Regions from separate parts of the Homo sapiens genome. Here region 2 is linked to region 1. A link is an interaction called in ENCODE POLR2A ChIA-PET data of the cell type or tissue named here. Cell type or tissue: Panc1. All regions are shown on one strand. Each heading gives the region's core, and the rest is flanking DNA. Links, peaks and the distances in the headings are about the cores only.

Region 1 (5,392 bases), core at 128-5,127:
TAAGCAGAGTGTTGAAGGAGTAACTTGGTTTCTTTTTACAGCTTATAGCGAAATGTGAGAGGAGAGAAATAAATAGAAAGAATTGCTAAGCAAAAATGAACCAGAACTCATACATATAGAAAATTTTCAGTCTATCCATCTTATAAAATATGGAGTGTGTTCTGAAGAGAACACTAAGCATGTGGCTGGATAACCATTTGATAAAATATAATAGATATGACTCACAGATGTGATCAGTCACCTCAGCAGAAGTCAGGGATTATACCAGTGAATACACTGCTAGTTTGAACTAGATAGTACAGAGAAAGCAGGATGGAATAAAGGCTGTTAGACTTCTGAGATTCTATACAATGGAACAATAGAGCTATTTGCCTGTGAACGTGCTTGAGGGATACTTCAAGAAAGGGAGAGAATAGCCCACAAGTCAATTCAGAGATCAGCAGAACTGCCACTCTCATCAAAGGCTCAGAAGACAAGGCTGCTTCATCACCAGTTTCATAGGATGGGATCCCCCTCTCAGTTAAAGCTAGGCAGACAGCTGTGGGGGCAGGGTAGCCCCACCAAGCCAAAGGGATAGGGCCTTCTTGAAGAGCTGTTGATGGGTTGATGTTGCCAACCCAATGGGGCTGAAGGGCAAATCATCAAACCAAAGAAGTTTATTATTTGCCTTTAAGATTAATGCCATTTGCCTTGCTAGGGTTTGGACTTGCTTGGGACATATCACCCCTATCTTCCTCTCAATTTCTCCCTTTTGGAATGGGAATGTTTATTCTATGCCCAACTCACCATTGTATTTTTGAAGCATATAACTTATCTGATTTTACAGGTTCACAGCTGGATAATTTTTGCCACAGGATGAATTATGCCTTGAGTCTCACCCATTGTTTGATTAAAATATTTATATGAGACTTTAACAAAAGAAGATATACAAACAACCAACAAATATATGAAGAAAATCTTAAACATCATTGATTATCATGGAAATGGAAATTAAAACTACAATCAGATATCTCTGTACTCCTGTAAAAATGGCCGTAATTAAAAAGTAAAAAATAATAGGCGTTGGCATGGATGTGGTGAAAAGGGAACACTTTTACACTGCTGGTGGGAATGTAAACTATTATAACCACTATGGAAAATGTATGTAGATTCCTTAAAGAACTAAAAGTAGAACTATATTTCATTGGATTCAGCAATCCCACTACTGAGTATCTACCCAAAGGAAAATAAGTCATTATATGAAAAAGGCACATGCACACGCATGTTTATAGCAGCACAATTTGCAATTGCGAAGATATGGAACCAACCTAGTGTCCATCAACCAATGAATGTATAAAGAAAATGTGGCATATATACACCTTGGAGTAACCACTCTGCTATAAAAAGGAATAAAATAATGTCTTTTGAAGCAACTTGGATGGAGCTGGAGGCCATTATTCTAAGTGAAGTAATTCAGGAATGAAAATTAAATATTGTATGTTCTCACTTATAACTGGGAGCTAAGCTATGAGGATGCAAAGGCATAAGAATGATGTAATGAACTTTAGGAACATGGGGGAAGTTTGGGAGGGGAGTGAGGGACAAAAGATTACATATTGGGTGGATTGTATACTGCCCAGGTGACGGGTGCACCAAAATCTTGGAAATTACCACTAAAGAACTTATCCGTGAAACCAAAAACCACCTGTACCCCTAAAACTAGTGAAATAAAAATAAATAAAAAATAAGAATATTTACATAAGACTTTGGACTTAAGAGTTGATGCCAGGTTGGGTTAAAACTTTTGAGACTTTTGGGATGTATCTTGCATTTTAAAAGAGCATGAATTTTTTGGTGGAGGCAGTGACAGAATTGTGTCCCTCCAAAATTCACATATTAAAGCCTTAATCCTCAACGTGACTATATTTGAGATAGGGTCCTTATGAAGTCATTAAGGTTAAGTGAGATCATGAAGCTGGGTCTCTAATCACGGAGGATTGGTCACTTCATGTGAAAAGGGAGAAGGAGAGAGAGAGAGGTTTCAGAAAGAAAAGGTTATGTGAGCATACTGTGAAATAGTAGCTGCCTTCAAGCCAAGAGGACAGGCCTCAGACTGAAACCTATCTCACTGGTACCTTGATCTTGGACTTCCGGCCTCCACAAACTGTGACAAAATAAACTTTTATTGTTTACATTAGCCTGTTTATGGTATTTTGTTATGGCAGCCTGAATAGGATACCACTTAATATATAGTCATCTGTAGCCTAACATATTTTTATTGCAGTTTTATTTGTATTTTATATTGGATAAGTAATTGCTAGAACCTATTATAGGACAAATGCTTTACCTATGCCCTCTAAGTGTTTGTTCTGCTGCTTTCATTACTCATTCTTGGTATTTTTCTGCCTCTTTAATCATTCTGCCTCAGGCAAAGTACAGTAATTTTTCTGACTTGTAAATTTAGGAAAAATAAACTGGGCATGCTCAATTCAGCTTCTACCTTTTTCTATTTGGGAACAAACTGCTTGTAAGAGTACTTGCTCTTTACTCCACTTTGCTGTCAGTCAGATCTGGACAGGTTCCTGTGCCCTACAGAGTGGTGGGACTTGCCCCAATCTAGTATGCTGAAGCTGGGATAGCTGCCTGTTTATAGGGTTCAGTTAGCAGGACATTGAATCTAACATTGTCTTAGAGCCTCCAACATAGTCTATTTCAATAATAAAGACCTGTCACAGGTGATTAAACTGCTATTCAATATCTGAAATTTAAAAAAGAAAATTTAAATATATTGCTTGGTATAGTAAGAAAAGATATATTAGCCAGGCACAGCTCCACGGCAGAGCAGAGTACTGATGTTACAAGTGTTTGGGGTGGCATGAAGTTCTAATCCACTAGGATTAGTGGATTTTGAAAAGCTTATAGGTTTGATGCCATTTTTAGGAGGGGTTACTCAGGTGAGACTGTTGTGGATAGGTTGACACTCACAGATGTATATTTGTAGAGGGTGCTTTCCTGACTGGCTGACTTTCGGAAGGGAGTGTCTAATACTGACTGGTTGGTTGCAAAACCTAGTTCATTAATATGAATATTCACTGAAATATCAAAATGGTGTAAAACTTTTGATGAAACTGTTCTGATGGCTGTTTGTTAGCATGGCTACAGAACAGTCTTTTTTTTTTTTTTTTTTAACCTGTGAGAACTTTTTAAAAAAATTAACCTGGTAACATTTTAATCTTTCTGCTACTTTTATTCGTTCTTATATTTTTAAGTTTGTTCAGAACTTAGTCCAGAAAAAAAGCATGTTATTTATTGGGCTCCCATAAACCACTAGCAAACCCCATTAATGCATTTTAAATGTTTTCCAAGTCACAAAATGGTGAAGGCCAAAGAAAAGTTTAGTACTATGGTTATAAAAAGAATTTTTGCTAAACCAAGTGTCTTTTGAAAACAGACTTTTAGATGGAAATTGATCTAGGCTTTTTCTGCTCTTTGTAATTTCCCACAGCTTTTTCTTGGTCTCTTGATGATGCTTTCCATCTTTTCTTCTTACTCCATCAGCCTGAGCAAAGTTAAATTGTGTCCATAGCTTTCTCAAGGTTTAATTTTTTTCTCCCTCTTTCATATTCTTTTTATTTTGCTTGTGGCAAAATCATTTTCTTCATCGGGAATATAGATGTTTTTTACAAAAAATAATCTTACAGTTTGCTTTGTTGCCTAGAAGCATCAATGTTTTTCTTCCTTCTTTTTGATTCCTTTCATTGTTTTAACTCAGTATTCAGTTTTCTTCCAGTTTTTTTGTTGTTGTTTTTACTTTTATAGCCAAAAATGTTTGCTTATATAACAAGTTTGAGAGCCTTAGTTCCAAATCCAGCATTTCAGTGACTCCTCATTTCTCAGCTTATGATGTGTATCCTTTTTATATTTTCAAGCTCATTCTCACTTTTATACTCCTCATACCCAATATTGGAGACACAGTTTTTAATTTACAGTTTCTCCCACCTGGAAATTGCCAAACACTCACCCAGGAGCCATTGGTGTTGCTTATTTCATCATGTAAGTGCCATCTCATACTTCTAAAATCAACTCAAGACTCACTACCACCTTCTGTGTTTCTTGAGGCTTCCCTAATCCTTAATCCCTATCTCCAAGTAATAAAGTGAAACTGTACAGTAATTAAAACATAGACTCTGGCTTTGTCACATGAGATCTATATGACCCTTGGGATAATTGCTTAACATCTCTGTGCCTCAGTTTCCTAAGTGTTTCACCAGGAATATATCCTAAGAGTATCTTCCTTATAGGGTTGCTACAAGGATTATTTGCATAAGTATAAATCTAGGACAGTGCATAGGTCAGAATAAGTGCTTGACAAATGTTAAGCATTTGTTTAAAATGTTCCCACAGAAAGCTGCACATAATTTATTGCAATTTCTACATTTTGGTATATTTAAAACATGCATTGTTGATGTTTCTCAATGTCTATCTCCTTAAGTGTTAATCTCCTTGGATGTCAGAGAACTTGTTATATTTTTGTATCATCTGCACCAATAACATAGCTTCACATGTAGATAGGTTCAGGGCAAGTTTATGGATATGATAAATACATAAATATAAATTAAATCAATTTTAATATGTATTGTAATTCAAACCAATGCAATTCAATAAGTAATTTTGAATGTCTGTTCATACAAGACCCTTAGACCCTAGGCTAAGGTCAAAAATGAAAAATTTATGTACCTACTTTTAGGAAACTCACAATTTAGTGGATAAAACAGATATATAATTATTAAAAATATGAAGGTGAATGTTTGGTGCTTTTAGTATAGAAACCTAGATACATGTAGAGGAAGAGAATGGGTTTATAAGATAATAAAAAACATGGAGAAATTGACATTTCTCTGGGAAACTGGAAAATAAGCCTTTCTGTAACTGTTGTTAGAGACTTTACTGGGCACAAGGAAGCTGGTAATTCCAGGGTAAAAGTAAAATGTAAGTAAATACATGGATGCATTAAATTATATATTATGTGCCAGCAGTGCCAAATTAACTCTGCAATGGGTGTATCAGCATACCCACTGACCACAAGATCCAAAGAAAATCATAATCATATAAATAAAAGCAAATATATGGGGTGAGGAGGTGCTATTTTGACCCACATTACATTAGAAATACTAAGACAACATTAACTGACGATAATTTGTGAATAATTAAAAACAAAACAAAAACAGATGTCTGTATTCTTTTTTTTTTTTTTTCCTGAGATAGAGTTTCGCTCTTGCTGCCCGGGCTGGAGTGCAATGGCGCGATCTCAGCTCATCATTGCAACCTCTGCCTCCCAGTTTCAACCAATTCTCCTACCTCAGTCTCCTGAGTAGCTGGGATTACAGGCGTGCACCATCATGCCCAGCTAATT
Region 2 (5,392 bases), core at 161-5,160, 56 kb after region 1:
AGTGAAGATTCTCCTGCCCTTGGACATCAGAGCTTTCGTTCACGTCTTCAGACTCAAGGACTTGCACCAGGGACACCCAGTCTCATTCTCAGGAATGGAATGAGAATGAGACTAGACTGAATTAATTATAGCACTAGCTTTCCTGGTTTTCCAGCTTGCAGGCAGCATATCGTGGAAATTCCTGGCCTCCATAATTTACATAAGCCAACTCCTACAATAAATCTCCTCTTATATATATCTGTATATATCCTATTGGTTCAGTTTCTCTGGAGAATCTTAATACATACCTTATTTATAAGTGAAATTTCTTCTCTAATTATTTAATATTTTAAAATGTTACACCAATTGCTGTATCTTATGTCATAAAAAATTTATATTCTCATACATATATTATTGGTGTGATTATGAATTATTTCATATTTTCAGGACTGCAGTTTAGTAATATGAATCAAGAATCTTGATAGGTATCATATGTATTAATTCAGCTTCACATCTTGTTTTAAAAATTTATTCTAAGAAAACACCTTGAGATGGAGCAAAGTTTTCCTAAAAATAAAAAATAGCTGTTTTGCTTTTGCAATAATTCAAAAAACTTAAATATTTAATGTTTGGGAATTTGTAAAATTAAATCATCTATGAGTGTGGTGACATGAGACCAGTATAAAAATGTTTGATGAAATTATACAAAATTGCTAAAACAAAAGTTTAACTGAAAAAAAAAGGAAAAACTTTATACATAGTATAGCCTTACTTAAAATCATATATTCATATACTAGGGTATAACAAAAATTAATCAAAAATAAACTTTATATAGCAATCTGAAAATCTATAAATAAAATATAAAGGCCTGAAAATATACAAAAATTTTATAGTTAACATTGAATAGTGGAATTTCTGTTAATTCTGGATTTTGCTCCTCATATTTTCTAAATATTTCTCTAAATTTCATGTAATTAACATCAGCAGTAATTTTAAATTATTTTTATGATTGCAAAGAGCAATGTGTTAGGAAGAAAAAAAACTTTTGCCATTTTTACTGTCTGCCCTCTAATTATTTAAGAAACTATATAACCTTCTATTAGTTTTCAATGCATCTTCAATGCTTAAAATAGTTAAATTCATTATCCCTATCGCTAATGATCACAAATTAATATTTAATATTTATCACTGTCCTGTATATAAGAAATATTTTTTCTCACCAAGATATTAAATTTAAAAATTTAAATATCTTAATTTTACAAATTATTCAATGAGATGAATTGCACATCAATTAAATTGAGATAAAAATCTTCCTATTTATTCCTGAGAGTGAAATAGAAAGTCTTTTGTGTCAAGCAGACAACAAATCAAATTTTAAAATTATCTATTGATTTGAAGCCACTTGAAATATAGAAGGCTATGCCAACTTATTATAGTTGACATGTAAATGTCCATTCATATCTTCTTATATGAAAACTCCTCTTTTCACAAGGAAAAAGGGAGCATGGCCATTATAAGAGTCATAATTGTATTCATGGAAAAATGTTGATTTTCCTAAAGACAGAAAAGTTAAAATGAAACAAAGAAAAGAGAGAGAGAGAGATTTTGGTTTTGCTATAAATAGAAATAATTTAAAAATTTCCTTTTAAGCTGCCTAGGCCAAACTATTAGGCTACCGTTATTATAGTATAATAAAATATCAGAAATGTTTTCTTTGGATAAATATAAATATGTCCCAAAATCTAAAAGGAAGAACCATTTTATGTCTTGACAGCGGTCTGAACATACTTCTTCATGTTCATTCCTTCTCTGTCTTGAAGACAAATTTTACATCAGAATAAAAGGAGAAAAGAAATGACCAGTCTGCATATATGAAGCTGCTTGTGTTACTTGTGACAATATAAAGGCATAAGAGAGATGCTGTCATCTGTAGATGTATAAACTGAATGCTTATGGCCCCTCAAAATTCAAATGTTGAAATCATAATCTCCATTGTGATGGTATCAGAAGGTGGAGGTTTGGTGAGATAATTTAGATCCTGAAGATGAAGCCCTCATGAATACAATTAGTGACCTTGTAAAAGAGACCCCAAAGAGCTCTCTAGCCCTTTTTCTGCCATGTGAGGATACAAGGAGAAGATGGCAGGCTACAACCTAGAAGAGTCCCCTCACCAGAACCCAAACATATTGGTACCCTGATCTCCAGCTTCAGCCTTCAGAGCTATGAGAAATAAATGTGTTGTTTATAAGCCATTTGGTCTATGGTACTTGTTGTAACAACCCAAACTGACTAAGACAGTAGAATAATATTGTTCATAATAAGTTAAACATTTAAGCACATTTTCCTTTATTCACCATATCCTAAGCTATTTATGTCATTCAATTATAGGAATATGGGTTTTCATTTCTTTGGTCTCATAAAACATCAGCACAGAAAATCAGTAATAAAATGGAGTTGGAATGTATCTGAACTCTAGAACATCTGCCTTAATGGAAAACCTGTTTGAAAATGATGATCCATTGAAATAGAAACACCACCTTAATTAAAATCATTGAAAGATGTTGACAGAAGAAATATTTCACAAATATCAGTGTAGTTTTCACATCCCTTTTGAAAAGAAAGCTGTTTCTATATATCATTTGATATTATTAAAAAGTATTGAGCCATTGATATTAGGATGAAAAAGTGTGCTATTTAGTTAAATGTGTAATTTGTATGAGGTTTTGTAACAAAGCCCAAAGATGCATTTGTTCTTCCAGCTTTATGAATTTTCATTTTGATGCCAATGTTTTGCAGTAGAATCATTCCCTTCTGAGAAATTCTAAGCAAGGATCATTGTGTTAGTGATTGATGCCCTTTGAAAAAATTGCAGTGTAAGGCTATCTCTTCAGATATTTTATTTTATTCTAGTCTATTTAGTTTAGTTTCATCAATGTCATACTAAATATTCACATTGTTTTAAAGTCAAGGTGATAAGACAATGGCAATAAAATAGAGGAAAACGCCCTTCTCTATGCCCCAGTTTTATTCCAAGAGACAATCATTTTTAGTGCTTATTTTTATTTTATTTTATTTTATTTTTATTTATTTATTATTATTATACTTTAAGTTTTAGGGTACATGTGCACAATGTGCAGGTTAGTTACATAGGTATACATGTGCCATGCTGGTGCGCTGCACCCACTAACACGTCATCTAGCATTAGGTATATCTCCCAATGCTATCCCTCCCCCCTCACCCCACCCCACAACAGTCCCCAGAGTGTGATGTTCCCCTTCCTGTGTCCATGAGTTCTCATTGTTCAGTTCCCACCTATGAGTGAGAATATGCGGTGTTTGGTTTTTTGTTCTTGTGATAGTTTACTGAGAATGATGATTTCCAGTTTCATCCATGTCCGTACAAAGGACATGAACTCATCATTTTTTATGGCTGCATAGTATTCCATGGTGTATATGTGCCACATTTTCTTAATCCAGTCTATCATTGTTGGACATTTGGGTTGGTTCCAAGTCTTTGCTATTGTGAATAATGCCGCAGTAAACATACGTGTGCATGTGTCTTTATAGCAGCATGATTTATAGTCCTTTGGGTATATACCCAGTAATGGGATGGCTGGGTCAAATGGTATTTCTAGTCCTAGATCCCTGAGGAATCACCACACTGACTTCCACAATGGTTGAACTAGTTTACAGTCCCACCAACAGTGTAAAAGTGTTCCTATTTCTCCACATCCTCTCCAGCACCTGTTGTTTCCTGACTTTTTAATAATTGCCATTCTAACTGGTGTGAGATGGTATCTCATTGGGGTTTTGATTTGCATTTCTCTGATGGCCAGTGATGGTGAGCATTTTTTCATGTGTTTTTTGACTGCATAAATGTCTTCTTTTGAGAAGTGTCTGTTCATGTCCTTTGCCCACTTTTTGATGGGGTTGTTTGTTTTTTTCTTGTAAATTTGTTTGAGTTCATTGTAGATTCTCGATATTAGCCCTTTGTCAGATGAGTAGGTTGCAAAAATTTTCTCCCATTTTGTAGGTTGCCTGTTCACTCTGATGGTAGTTTCTTTTGCTGTGCAGAAGCTCTTTAGTTTAATTAGATCTCATTTGTCAATTTTGGCTTTTGTTGCCATTGCTTTTGGTGTTTTAGACATGAAGTCCTTGCCCATGCCTGTGTCCTGAATGGTAATGCCTAGGTTTTCTTCTAGGGTTTTTATGGTTTTAGGTCTAACATTTAAGTCTTTAATCCATCTTGAATTGATTTTTGTATAAAGTGTAAGGAAGGCATCCAGTTTCAGCTTTCTACACTTTCATCAGTTTCAGCCAGTTTTCCCAGCACCATTTATTAAATAGGGAATCCTTTCTCCATTGCTTGTTTTTGTCAGGTTTGTCAAAGATCAGATGGTTGTAGATGTGTGGTGTTATTTCTGAGGGCTCTGTTCTGTTCCATTGATCTATATCTCTGTTTTGGTACCAGTACCATGCTGTTTTGGTTACTGTAGCCTTGTAGTATAGTTTGAAGTTAGGTAGTGTGATGCCTCCAGCGTTGTTCTTTTGGCTCAGGATTGCCTTGGCGATGCGGGCTCGTTTTTGGTTCCATATGAACTTTAAAGTAGTTTTCTCCAATTCTGTGAAGAAAGTCATTGGTAGCTTGATGGGGATGGCATTGAATCTGTAAATTACCTTGGGCAGTATGGCCATTTTCACGATATTGATTCTTCCTATCCATGAGCATGGAATGTTCTTCCATTTGCTTGTATCCTCTTTTATTTCCTTGAGCAGTGGTTTGTAGTTCTCCTTGAAGAGGTCCTTCACATCCCTTGTAAGTTGGATTCCTAGGTATTTTATTCTCTTTGAAGCAATTGTGAATGGGAGTTCACTCATGATTTGGCTCTCTGTTTGTCTGTTGTTGGTGTATAAGAATGCTTGTGATTTTTGTACATTGATTTTGTATCCTGAGACATTGCTGAAGTTGCTTATCAGCTTAAGGAGATTTTGGGCTGAGATATGGGGTTTTCTAGATATACAATCATGTCATCTGCAAACAGGGACAATTTGACTTCCTCTTTTCCTAATTGAATACCCTTTATTTCCTTCTCCTGCCTAATTGCCCTGGCCAGAACTTCCAACACTATGTTGAATAGGAGTGGTGAGAGAGGGCATCCCTGTCTTGTGCCAGTTTTCAAAGGGAATGCTTCCAGTTTTTGCCCATTCAGTATGATATTGGCTGTGGGTTTGTCATAGATAGCTCTTATTATTTTGAGATACGTCCCATCAATACCTAATTTATTGAGAGTTTTTAGCATGAAAGGTTGTTGAATTTTGTCAAAGGCCTTTTCTGCATCTATTGAGATAATCATGTGGTTTTTGTCTTTGGTTCTGTTTATATGCTGGATTACATTTATTGATTTGCGTATATT

Evidence for each region. Peaks named below come from ENCODE experiments on the same cell type or tissue, not always from the same donor. Only the 100,000 strongest peaks of a DNase experiment are listed, where the experiment ranks them.
Region 2: POLR2A ChIA-PET joins it to region 1 with 5 read pairs; 3 of 35 experiments call an interaction of 5 or more read pairs at or near these places.

Annotation. Positions count from the first base shown.
Region 1 is chr12:87,158,185-87,163,576 of GRCh38, reverse strand. The region is part of intron 1 of LOC105369878 (a long non-coding RNA gene); the gene reads left to right. Among named protein-coding and RNA genes, the nearest start is that of MIR3059, 420 kb to the right of the region's middle. In Panc1, for the core only: no CTCF peak of the experiment used is centred there; no DNase peak of the experiment used is centred there; H3K27ac peaks cover 1,048 bases.
Region 2 is chr12:87,102,110-87,107,501 of GRCh38, reverse strand. The region is part of intron 1 of LOC105369878 (a long non-coding RNA gene); the gene reads left to right. Among named protein-coding and RNA genes, the nearest start is that of MIR3059, 360 kb to the right of the region's middle. In Panc1, for the core only: no CTCF peak of the experiment used is centred there; no DNase peak of the experiment used is centred there.